Linked DNA regions of Mus musculus: region 1 is linked to region 2. The links are chromatin contacts, found by Hi-C in ENCODE. All regions are on one chromosome and are shown on one strand. The core of a region is the stretch at or near the end of the contact, and the rest is flanking DNA. Distances in the headings are between cores, read along the strand shown. Region 1 holds the start of Nme9 (NME/NM23 family member 9). Region 2 holds the start of Mrps22 (mitochondrial ribosomal protein S22).

Region 1 (6,809 bases), core at 1,892-4,391, 850 kb before region 2:
GAACCTGTCTAAAAGGAGAGTGGGGGGTGAGGAAGGAAGAGCTGAAGTGAGTACAGGTGGAAGAAGCAGCAGCTTGTTTTTAAGGTGACCCCTTTACCTTTCGGGGATCAGGCCTGGCACGGAGTGTTACTCGGTGAATATCTGAAGAGAACACAGACTACTCCCAAAGTAGGTCAGTACAGATGACCAGTAGCCTCCAGGTGACTCTTATCCACTGATAATAGCAACTGTGGCTTTTCTCCTGATGCATTAAAAGCCGCCGTTTGCTCTCATGCCGCTCAGACGGCACAGTGGTCAAGAACACTCGCTGCTCTCATAGAGACCCAGGTTCTGATCCCAGAACATACAGGGCAGCTGACAACTGCCTTTACTCCAGTTCCAGGAGATCGGGCGCCCTCTTCTGGTCTCCATGCTTACTGCATGTACATGGTGCTCTGACATACATTCAGTCAAAACACTCGTACACGTATGTTTTCTAAATAACATTTTAAAGCCTCCTGCTTTGGGTAAAGCAGCATTCATTTACTTATCTTTCTCCTAAGAGGTGAACCCGAGAGACTGTCAGAAGGGAACTTGGGTTTCTTTCATGCTGCCCATTCTAGTGGGTGTTGGAGCTGGGTTTGCCACTCCCCCGCCTGGTGATTGGAGCAAACTGTAAAGCCTGTAAGGGACCTGCACAGACTGAGTCAACTCATATGGACCAGAGCCATGCAGGGTCTAGCCTTTGCCATCAGAGGGAACCAGGCAGGGTCTAGCCTTTGCTATCAGAGGGAACCAGGCAAGGTCTAGTCTTTGCGAAAAGAGGGAAGCAGCCTGTGGTGGTTACATTGTAAAGGAGATGTGTGTGTGTGTGTGTGTGTGTGTGTGTGTGTGTGTGTGTGTGTGTTCATTCCTCTAACCTGTCCAGTAAGATGTCTTTGAAGAGCTTTCCACTCTTGAACTACTGAAAGGAGGCTTGGAATAGTCAGTGCTCAGGAAATATTAGCCATGGTCACGTAAGCACCTATCAGGGCAGCTGGCACATAGCAGAGTCTCAAAAAAATAATACATGATGCTTGTCCTTTCACCACTGGTAAAAATGTAATAGTTTGTTTCACCCCAGAGCTGATTTTACCTTCTCAAAGCAGACGCATGGGTACAACTGTTAACCCTTGGCACCATCTAAAGGGTTCATAATCTCTCCGACTGGAGAGTGTGCCAACACACACACACACGCACGCACACGCACGCACACGCACGCACATGCATGCGTGCGCGCGCGCACACACACACACACACTGGATCAACAGGACTAGAAATATTTGGATTCCATTTGGCCCCAGGCTTGGGTCAGTCTGCTGCAGATGCCAGATAGAAAAGTTAACACTGTTGTTTTAGAGTCTGGGGTGACAGACAGGAGGGTGTGCCAAACTGGAAATATGGTGGGGAGCTTGTCAGAGCCTTAGGGGGCTCCCATGGAGGGAAAAGTGGAGGTCAGGAAAGACTTCACATAGATAGGCTACTTTGGAGGTGAGCATTGGAATGAGAACTGTGATTGCCCGTAGAGTAGAACATAGAAACGGAGGGGAAACCTAGGATGTGCTCTGGAAAGCCGTCTCAGCTCAGGACACATCTGTGGAAACAGTAAAGGAAGGGGTTGGAAAGGAGTGGGGTTTTTGAGAGAGGGAGTGCTCTTGAATGCTGAGGAGTCATGGAGAGATGTAGATAAAGGAGGATAACAGGATGCAGAGTTGCCTGGAGGAGAGGAAGGAACCACGGGCAGGAGATCATGGTCAATTCTAAGACGCCAGCCTCCTGGGGTACACACCATCATATCAGGCCCAGACCTTTCGAGTGGGCTGGATCTCATGATGGGCTTCTAATAAGCACAATAGAGTATGGATCTGACTTCTAAGTTAACAAAGGCTGACTCACAGCGGTGGTCTCTCAGTGCCCAGTCTGGAGCAAGCAAGTTACCATGATGTGAGAAGCCTCACACAGAAACCAATGGCAAGAAATCACATCTTCGGCCAACAGCCAGTGAGGATGTGAACCCTGCTGGCAACCACTGAGTGAGCTCGATCCACCAACAGCCGTATAAAAAGAGCTCGGAAGCAAGCAAGCCTGCCTCGAAGCGAAAATCTATCCATGACACAGAAACAGCCTTGGTAAAGCCTCCGGGGCCAGAAGCACTCAGCTGGACTGCACTTCATCCAAGAACTGCAGGTACTGGAAGGTAGCCCGTGTTTAAGCCACTATTGCTTGGGTAAAGTGTTACCCAGCAGTGGTAACTGATACAAAGAAGATAGCTGTGGACAATGATTGTGCAGTCCCTGGTTGGTTCCAGTTAGTTCTCTGTGATGTCTAATTCTCCACCCTGGGAGTTCCAGGAAAGCCCATTTTCCCTTCAGAAACATTCTCCTTTTGTGCATCAGATTATTAAGGTTCTCTGTGCCTGGTCATGCAACTGAGTACAGCAATCAGCTCTAAACCAAGAGAAGAACCCTTGTACCTGACAGTACTGACTCATTCAATGAGCTGAGTTTACTGATGCCCAACTATATGAAGTACAATGGACGGTACCTGGTATTCTCAGGGACTCTGCTTCAAGACACCAGTGGGCAATAGAAGCTGGATGGGACTGGAGCTGATACAAGCATTTCAAGGACTGAGACAGCCAGTTTGATAACTGGTTTCTAAAAGAATAATGAGCAAGTGATACGCACAACGTAGGGAGGGCACGAAATTTTAAAATGATGTACTTATACTTTTGGAATTTTCCGTGGGACTCTGCAGGTAACTGAACGGGAGAGTGAAGACACAAAGAAGGTGGACCACTGTGCACACAGACACAAAGAAGTCAGCTGGTTCCTTTTCTGTTTGTACATTTTGAAACAGAGTCACGGTAGCCCAAGCTAGCCTCAGACTTGCCGTGTGGACCTTGAACTCTGGTCAGTCTGCTTCCAGCTCCCAAACGCTGGGGTTATAGGCATAAGCCACCATCCCTGGCTAATGTAGCCCTAGAGACTGAGACCCAGGCTTACAACAATACCACCCACAGTAGCCCCTTCTCCACATGCATCATTGAACGGTTTCGAAAAGAATGGCTTAGGGGAAGTGGCTTCATTTAGAATCACCAGTCAGTCCTTTAGAGCCGAGCATTTCTTCCCAAAGCTCCTGGGTGTTGATGTTGACCTGCGGCCAGAGAGGATCAAAAGCATTGTCAGTAGGGGCAGAGATGGCTCTCTCTCTCTCTGCAATATTCCCAAATGCAGTTCTAAATGACTTCTGTTGGCAATCTTCTTTCTTTCTCCCGCCCCCCATATGACAGGAAAAATAATTAACCTACAAAAAATGTGTGCCATCCTCAGACATTAAAAGTGTTGCATGTATTTGTGCAGGAATCATAGAGGAGGCTGCTTTGTGTTAAAAGAAGCAGCAGCATAGTACAGCTCCCTTTGTAGCTATGTTCAGTCAGTGTCAGAAATTATGGAGTTTTTCTCCATTCACTCACATTTTTCTTATTTATAAAGAGTCCTGATATATATATATATATATATATATATATATATATATATATATGTGTGTGTGTGTGTGTGTGTGTGTGTGTGTGTGTGTATACATATACATATACATATATATATATATGAGATATGGCATACAAGGGAAATGAATATTATTATCCCTCTCCTCTACTCCCTTATTATGTGTATATATGCTACACACACATATAAACATACACACACACATATATATATACATATACATATATATATAGCACATCTTTATTTTAAAGCATTTTTAAAATTACAAAACAATAACATGTACCTGAAAGTATGATATAGGGGATGGAGAGATGGCTCGACAGTTAAGAGCACTAGCTGCTCCTCCAGAGGTCCAGAGTTCAATTCCCAATAAACAACATGGCAGCTCACAACCAACTATGATGAGATCTGATGTCCTCTCTGACATGCAGCCATACACACAGAGCACCCATAAATAAATCTTTTTAAAAAGCAAGTTACCATATATAGAATATCTTGGGGGTGCTTTTTAGTTATCTGAAAGTAAACTATCAATCTGACATCCCATCACCCCTGAACAATGAATGCGGGGAGGGGGACTGGGAGATGGCTCAATAAAGGGCTTACTGTCCAAGTATGAGGACCTAAGTTTGGATCCTTGGCACCTATGTAAACAGTGGAGAATGGCTGTGTGTGTCTGGAGATAGAGACAGGAAGATCCCGGGAGCCCCTGGAGCTCACTGGCCAGTCCTTCTAGCTTGTTACATCTGGGCAGACAGGAAACTGAGACAAGTCTGGAAGTGGGTGCTGAGCTATAGAACCCTCAATGCCTATCCTGACTGGCTTATACGTGCCAAAGGTGTCCCGTGTCGTAAAGGCCCCAGAACCTACTATAATGCCACCATTGGCTTGAGGGCATGCGTTCAAATGCAGGGGCCTATGGGATGAAACGGGGAGATTCAGGTCCAGCTACAGGCCCTACTTCACAAGGAAGAGAAGCAACTGAGAAAGACATCCTGACTTCAACCTCTGGCAGACACATGCACTGGTACAGGTGTGTGCCTAAATGTGTGTGCGTGCACACACACACACACACACACACACACACACACACACACACACAGTAGAATCATGCTACAAAGTTTCTGGAACACTCTCTGTAGACCAGGCTGGCCTTGAACTCACAGAAATCTGCTTGCCTCTGCCTCCCAAGTGCCAGGATTAAAGGCGTGCGCCACCACTACTTGGCACTCGCCAGCTGTTTTATTTGCATCACTTGACTCTTTGGAGGCAGTTTGGCATTTCCTCTGTGGGCTGACCCTCAGTCCGGCCTGCCTGTTTTCTGCTGCTTTGGCTCATGTGGTGTATCCCTGGGTTGGTTTGTCATGTTAGAGAAGCTGCAGAGATCTGCCCTCATTCCAGTCAACCAAGTGATACAGTTTCTATCTGCCCGTTAGAGTTAGAAACCACACTGGCTTAACTACTCATGGAAGTGAGCCAGGTTCCTCCACTAGACAATGACTTTCTTGTTCCTTCTAACTAATGTGTTTCCATAGGGAGTGTTACAGTTTCACAGTGAGATGCGCTCCATAGGCTCCTGCATTTGAACGCATGCTCTCAAGCCAATGGTGGCATTGTAGTAGGTTCTGAGACCTTTACAACACTGAACAACGTTGGCACTTATAAGCCAGTCAGGATAGGCATTGAGGGTTCTATAGTTCAACACCCAGTTCCAGACTGGTCTCAGTTTCCTGTCTGCCCAGTTGTAACAAGCCAAGCTGCAAGCTTTCATTGCCAAAGATGTAGCCATTAATTGCCATTCATCTCTATTATCTATCCTGGCAACAGTGAACCCAAATAAACAACTCTCTTGAGTAGCTTCTGTCTGGCATTTTGTCACGACAAAGAGAAATATAACAGATATAGGGCATTGGGTTGACATTATTCAACCGAAAAGATCATGAAAATTACAACTTGCTCTTCTTAAGAGGTTTTTGTTTTTGTTTTTACGATTTATTTACTTTTGTTTTCTGTGAATGAGTGTTTGGCTTCCACTTATGACTGTGTACCACTTGCATGCCTGGTGCCTGAGAAGGCCAGAAGAGGGTGTTGGATCCCCTGAAACTGGAGTTACAGAAGGCTGTAAGCTACTATTTGGGTGGAGGGAATTGAACCCAGGTCTTCTGGAAGAGCAACCAGTGCTCTTCCCCACCAGGCCATTCTCCAACCCCCTACAACTTGTTCTTGATAAAAATATGTAAAGATCTGTTAGGATGTATTACCCACCAATTATGGAAGAAAACTACATAAGGTTTACAGACAGACCCTCTATTATAGATCTTCAGTTTCAAGGAATCTCTCTCTCTCTCTCTCTCTCTCTCTCTCTCTCTGTGTGTGTGTGTGTGTGTGTGTGTGTGTGTGTGTGTGTGTGTGTGTGTGTGTGTGTAGACACAAAAGAGAAAAGCTATTTTGAAGTCTTAAGTGAGAGTTGGACCGATATCATCATCCTGGCCCCATAGCTACCCCCCCCTGAAGCAAATGACAGGAACCATCAGAAGAGCCCTGCCACTGCCCAGAGTTTAACTAATGTCATGGGCTCCTCTCTACTTCCTACGCCTTCATGGAATGAGCCACACCAGACCTGGGGCTAGATGAACTGTCTTACTCCTGGTTGTAGGGTATACCAGCATGGAAAATACTTGAGCTTCCCCAAGGCCTGTATTAGGAGAGAATGAAAAGATTTCCTGGCATCTTTCAGTGCCTTGATGTCATATGAGAGGACCCTGAAGACAGGGTTTCCGGGCTGGAGCTCTTGGGCAAGGCATTCAAAGAGTGACCTCACTGAGGGTAGAGAAAGAGCACGCTCTCTCTCTGTGTCTGTCTGTCTCTCTCTCTCTCTGTCTGTCTCTGTCTCTCTGTCTCTATCTCTCTCTCTCTGTCTCTGTCTCTCTCTCAGCAGATGGGAGCACTTACTTTGAGTATGGGTCATACTCAAAGATCTGAAGAATAACATAAATCACCACTAATAAGTATTATTCCCCCTTCTGCAACCCCCCTCCATATATGGCATTAAAGGATGAACTGAGAAGCCCACAGGCCATTGTGAGCCACATCAAGAGCATGTGTGCAGGCAGCTTGGAACTGTCCAGAGCCATCACTGTAACTCTGCCGCTTGTGTCTTACTCGCCCAGCTTCTGCTCAGAGCTCAGAGGTTGAGGAAATGGTTTCCACAACAGCAACGGGGGAACCCGGGAACCCGATCCTCAGACTTTAAGGCAGAAGATCCCCCATTCTGAAATCCTAGTA
Region 2 (6,401 bases), core at 2,058-4,557:
GTCATCCACCAAATGTGGACTAATCCATTCCAGTGCCACACGCAGTTAATACAACAACTGGACTCATTTCCTCTTCTATAAATGTACACCTCTTGTCCATTCATAGGGTGCCCAGGTATGGTGGTTCGAATGAGAATGGCCCCCATCGTTTCATATGTTTAGATGCTTGGTCCCCAGCTAGTGGAACTGTTTGAGAAGGATTAGGAGGTGTGGCCATGTTAGAGGCGGTGTATCACTCACTGGTGGTGGGCTTTGAGGTTTTAAAAGCCCATGCCAAGCCCACATATGCCTCTTTCTTTCTGCCTCATGCCTTTGAAGCTCTCGCTCTTGCTCCAGCCCATGTCTGTCTGCTTCCTGCTATAGCAATCAAAGACTAATCCTCTAAAACTGTAAGCAATCCCCAACGAAACAGTTTCTTTTTATAAGAGTTGCCTTGGTCATGGAGTCTCTTCACAGTAATAGAATGGTAACTGCAACACCAGGATATAGTAAAAATAAGCTCTTTGGCCTCTCTTCTTATCAGTAGCCATGGGGAAGAAAGACTAGGGTTGCTTCTGAGAGAAAATGCTTGAGGTGGGAGCCTGCTGCATGTATTTCCGATTCAGTCTCCCACTATTGGTACTTCTTACTACATAGAGTGATGAGGGAGATCAGGATAGTAGCCCCTACCTGAATTAAGGCCAAGCCTAGGGCTGTCATCTTCTCCCATTCAAATAGCAATAGTAGAGTCCATAATGCTGTCACCTTTGATGGCTCAGGAGTTAAGGGAACTTGCTGCACAAGCATGAGGACCAAAGCTCAGGTCCCAGAACTCATGTAACCAGGTGGATATCCCATGCATGTGTCCCAGCATTGATAGAGAGGGTGGAGACAGGAGGGTCCCTGAGGCTTCCAGGCTGTCCAAGAAAGCATGAGCCCCGAGTGTAGAGACAGACCCCCATGTAAAGTGCACAGGAAGAAGGTAATAGATTAGAGCACACAGATAGCCACATAAACTCACATATACAAATAATCAAACAAATAAATACGCAAATAACCTTTTAAAACTCAAACAGAAACACAGGCATGAATTTCCAAAAAACCAATTATTTGGGAACAAAGATTAAGATTAGAAACAGGGGCATGAGTACATAAAACTGGGGTGATCCCTGATATGTTCAGTGGACAAAGAAAAAGTTGTGGGTTTTACTAAGATAGTCTCAATCACTTTGAAATGAAGGGAGATAGGGTTTTTTTGGGGGGGGGGGCACTTTTTTGCTTTAGAAAGCTGACAAGCCTCAGAAATGACTGTGTAAGCCAGTCTAACGGTCACAGCAGCTCTGGTACTTGTTACTAAGTAAAACTATTCTTAAAGGCAGGGGAGCCTTTGTCAACGGATTGGTTTAGCTCTTGCAGTAAGTGTTCATAGCTATAGTGTCTCCTGTGGAGAGGAGACTCCTTTACAATGGGATAAGCTAGGAGTGACTCCATTTTGTTAAATGAATTTTCACAATGGGGAATGGGGAAGAAAATAGGTGAGGTTAGGAGTTAAGTCTCTCTCTATCCAGCAAATTCAAACACATATTTGTTCAACAACTTTCTTCTGCCAGGCCTAGGGCAAAGTGCTTACTTAAGCTGACTAATCTATGGAAGGAAAAGAATTGCACTCCCTAGTCACCTAGAAAAGAATATAATGAAATCATGTGCCCACTCATCCATCCGTCCATCCATTCATCCACCCACCCACCCATCCATCCATCCATCCATCCATCCATCCACCTATCTATCCATCCATCCATCCATCCATCCATCCATCCATGCATACATCCACCAATCCATCCATCCATCCATCCATCCATCCATCCATCCATCCATCCACCAATCCATCCATCCATCCATCCACCAATCCATCCATCCATCCATCCATCCATCCATCCATCCATCCATCTATGCATCCACCCACCTATCCATCCATCCATCCATCCATCCATCCATCCATCCATCCATCCATTGATCCATCCATCCATCCATCCATCCATCCATCCATCCATCCATCTATGCATCCATCCATTTACCAATCCATCCATCCTTCCATCCATCCATCCACCCATCCATTCTTTCATTCAACAAGTATTTGTTCTGCACATAAACAGTACTAGGTAAAATTATAATAATGTATAGGCATAGCCTTCATGTGGTGAGAAAAATAAGCAGATAATAAGGAGAATGACCAGAAATTATAGAAGGGCCGATGAAGGGAAGGTATAAGGTGATTGGTGGTTATGGATTCAGAATGAAGAACAAACATTTGGGGTGCGTTTGAAAAGTTTGAAAGAACTGCAAACAGTTGGATTTAAACCCGCAAGTGGGGGAAGAGGTCTAGGAGGGCAATACACATTCATTATTCAGAACCATAAAACCAAAAAGAAAAGAGAAAAGGAGCACAGAGGAAAAAAATACAAAAACAAAACAAAAAACCTGTACACACATCGAGAGACTCAAACACGTACTTGTGAATAAGCAGTTGGTGGGATGTTGCACGTGCCCATGTGTTGTTAGGACCCGAACCTAGGGCAAGTACTCTAGTGCTGAGCTAAATTCCAAGCCCTTATTTTGTTTCTTTTGGTTTTTTTTTTGTTTTTTTTTTTTTCGAGACAGGGTTTCTCTGTGTAGCCCTGGCTGTCCTGGAACTCACTCTGTAGACCAGGCTGGCCTCAAACTCAGAAATCCGCCTGCCTCTGCCTCCCAAGTGCTGGGATTAAAGGTGTGCGCCACCACGCCCGACTATTTTGTTTCTTAATGTATGTACTCTTAACATGTATGTATTATGTGTGTATGCATGTGTGTGTATGTGGTATATGTCTTGTATACAAATGATAAAGCTAATACTATAAACAAACAAACAAAAGTAAATGGGCTGGTGAGATTCCTGCTCAGGTTGTAAAGATACCTGCTACCAAGTTTCACCTGAGTTCCATCTCTGGGTCGAAAGAGAGCGGCGACTCTCCCAGGCTATCCTCTGACCTCCACATACAAGTTCATGCGCATGCACACACAAACAAAATTACTTTAAAAAAATTCTTTAAAAAGTTCATTCCCACATCTGTAATCAGAGGTCAGAAAGCGGATTGCAGCGGGTTTGAGGTCAAGACTGCAGAGACTGTCTCTAAGAGGGAAGCGGGGCGGGGCATATAGCTCATTCCATACAGTGCTTGCCTTGCTTGCACAAAGATTTTAGTAGTTTTAAAACGCTTCCGCGGCGCCTTGCCTCCACCCAGACTACATTTCCCAGAATGCTGCACAAAAACCTCTCGAGCCGGAAGTTGCTCTATCGATTCCGGCGCAAAGAGCGTCTGGTAATCATGGCTGCAGTCAGAACACCGTTGTCGCTGTGGAGGTTCCAATTGGGCTCTCGGCGAGCACGGCGGGTCTGTACTCGGGCCACAGCCCAGCGCCACCCCGATGCTCTGCTCGCGACGCGGCCCCAGCCATTCGAGGTGGGGCAGCCTCGCCGCCTGCTCAGCTCCGAGGCAGGTGAGTGACCGCCAGAACTCTGCTGAGCGCCCGGGAAACTTAGAGCTTGCTCTAACGAGTGAAGGCGGCTTGTCAGACTGCGTGCGGCTTCCGTCCGTCCTTGCAGAACTTATCTAAGTCCTCATTCATTCATTCATTCAGTCACTAGTGCTTGCGTGCCGCCCCTTGCAAAGCATTACACTACATTAGCTTGGGGCATGCTGTAGGGTTGACCTGGACTCTGTTATCCCAGTGGCGATTGGCAGAGTTCTGTGATCCAGGCTACGTCGGGCATGGGGGGAGGGGGGGGCGGAAAGCACTTAGCTGCCTTTCAAACTATGTTGGACGCATAGGGATGAATCCCAGGGAAAATACGGGCAACGCTGCCACCAGGCTAACCATGCTAAGGTTAAAAGAACAAGAGGACACCATAATAAGCAGAGGTATAGAGAAGAAACTGAACGCTGGTATTTTGGGGGAACGTATTTTGGAGTTAGGATTGATAATGTCTAAGTAAGTGTCCAGGTTTTGATGGTAAGCAGTTGAATGGAGACTCGTGGCAAGCTAGAGAACATTAATGGTAGAAACAGTTTATGTGGTTGATTTTTGAGTTTGGATTGATGACTCGGTAAAATGAAAATTAAAAAACGGGAAAGGAGGCGGAATTTTGCTTGTTTTGTGTTGAAGTTGAGATGTCTTTGTTATTCCAGGGTCAGTATACAGTTAGATACAAATTGAGGCGCACTGGAGTAAAAAAACGATCACTAGAGTCGAGCAGGTGCGTGAGCTTGTCTCAAGACAGTGTAGTGCTGAGCATGTATATAGTTACTGGAGCTTGTGGGTGACCATGAGAATAAACACAGGAGTTTGGTCTTCAAAGAAACGTTCTCGTTAGTTTTGTGTCAACTTGACACAAGCCAGAGTTATCTGAATGGAAAGAAATGCCTCCATAAGATCCAGCTGTAGGACATTTTCTTACTTAGTGTTTGAGGTGGGAGGGCCCAGTCCATTGTGGGTAGTGCAATGCCTGGGCTGGTGGTGGTCCTGGATTCTATAAGAAAGCAGGGGGAGCAAACCAGTAAGCAGCACCCCTCCATGGCCTCTGCATCAGCTTCTGCCTCTGGGCAACTTGTGTTTGTGTCCCGACTTCCTTCAACGATAGACGACTACACTGTGGAAGTGTAAGCCAAACCCTTTCCTCCCCAGCTTGCTCATGGCCATGGTGACTCATTGCAGTAATAGAAACCCTAACTGGGACAGAGACTAAATCTCTCAGTGGCGGACACAGTCAAACCATGCGAGTTTTAAATGTGAAAGCTTTAAATCATCTTGCTTGCGTTTTTTAGCAGATCACTCTCAAGGAATCTTTGTGGGAATGGTTTGTAGTGAGTTCAGGAAAGAGTCAGAGAAGCCAAGGTAAGGAGCAAGCATGGCTTTGACTAAAGTAATGGCAGTGGGAGCTAGATCTAAAAAGAGACGATTACCTAGTATTCGTTTTTTGTAAAAGTGGGCTAACTGCTTTATAGGGTTGCTGTGAGAGCTGAATATTCTGAGCATGGTGTGTATTTAGCTCAGCAAGCACTGCACAGTAAATCTCCTATGTGTTAATAATGGTCAGTCCTATCATTTTACCTGCTTTTTTTTTTTTTTTTTTTTTTTTTGGCTCAGTGTGTTGGGTATGGAAGGAGTCAGGAATCATTTTAAGACTCTGGACTGAATGACTGATAGACTGCGCTGTGATAGAGAGTAGTAAGGGCCGCAGGGATGAGACAAGCAAAGGTTGCAGGGATGTTATGGTCTGGTAGTCTTGGCTTACAGGTGAGATGTCCATTGGGAAGTGGGTGGAGATGACCTTGGGTAGAGATTGGGATTTTAGAGTCTGGCAGGTGGATGTAATTAAAGCCATAGAAAGCTAGAAAAGTACCCAGTGGGACTATGAATAAGGAGAGAAGGAGCTTGGCCAGGATCTTGCAAGGCTCTAGTATCTTTGGGACCGATGGCTAAGAGGAACCCAGGAACACATGGCCTTTTACCTTTCCAATGGAAAGTGTTAATGAGTTATCTTTAATATAAATATTAGCAATAAATTAATCCAGTGATTGTATTTCTTTACCTTAATGCTAGTCCCCAGTAACCACACAAAGAAACCAAAGTGTATTTAAAATTGCACCTCAGTAGCCAAGCAGTTAAATGATCTACCTATGCCTTCTATGCGAATCTGGCGACCTCCCATTCCTTGTTACTTGCATATTATTGTTGACCTGGCTCTTTGGGCTTCATGTGTGTTTCTGTGATCTCTCTGGACCCCTTCCTCATGGCACCAATTCCTCCATCTTCCTGGCCGATCAGAATCTTGCATCTTGCTTTCTCCCTCTCTCTTTCCTTTGGCTGGCAGAGGTACCTCAACCCACCCTATTCCGTCATCTGCTCAGCCATTGGGTGGTCAGCATTTATTGACAAGGCACAGAATAAATGGTAAGAACTGTTTACACAAACCTGAGCCAGGAGAATCTTGGTATAAGCATTACAATGCTGGTCAAGATTGAAACAAGGTATGAGGGCAGAAATACCAGTATATGAGTAACCCAAGGGTAAACTTTACACAGTGGCCACAAAAACATTATGCCCAAAGGAAAGAGAATAAGAAGTGAGTGAAAGGAAGAGGGAACGTGTGTGAGCCGGAGCTGGGCATAGCTGGGAAGTGACTGAGGCGCAAGACCCAGGTGAACCTGCTAAACCCTCATTCCTAATAGCTAGTTTTCTTTGGGTTAGCATTGGCACTCCCATTTGTAAAATTGGGAGGTTAGGACCTGTTTTGTGGGTGTGTGTTTGGTTTCCAGGAAGCCAATCTGAAGGTCAAAATGTAGCTTACAGGTAGTACTGTGTGCCAGTTCCTCCGTTCTGTTTCC

What was found. Hi-C counts contacts between places; a loop is a spot of excess contacts on that map.
Region 1: a loop to region 2 is called in a map of v-Abl transformed pro-B cells, with 2.7 times the contacts of the local background. The contact joins the promoter of Nme9 here to the promoter of Mrps22 in region 2. A Hi-C loop is called at or near these places in 4 of 37 maps with a recorded cell type or tissue (left cerebral cortex and v-Abl transformed pro-B cells).

Annotation. Positions count from the first base shown.
Region 1 is chr9:99,452,575-99,459,383 of GRCm38, reverse strand. It overlaps Nme9 (NME/NM23 family member 9), which reads right to left and starts at 3,141. Exons shown (of 10, transcript NM_001165957.1): 1 at 3,117-3,141. The coding sequence starts at 3,141.
Region 2 is chr9:98,598,585-98,604,985 of GRCm38, reverse strand. It overlaps Mrps22 (mitochondrial ribosomal protein S22), which reads left to right and starts at 3,307. Exons shown (of 8, transcript NM_025485.3): 1 at 3,307-3,513. The coding sequence starts at 3,342.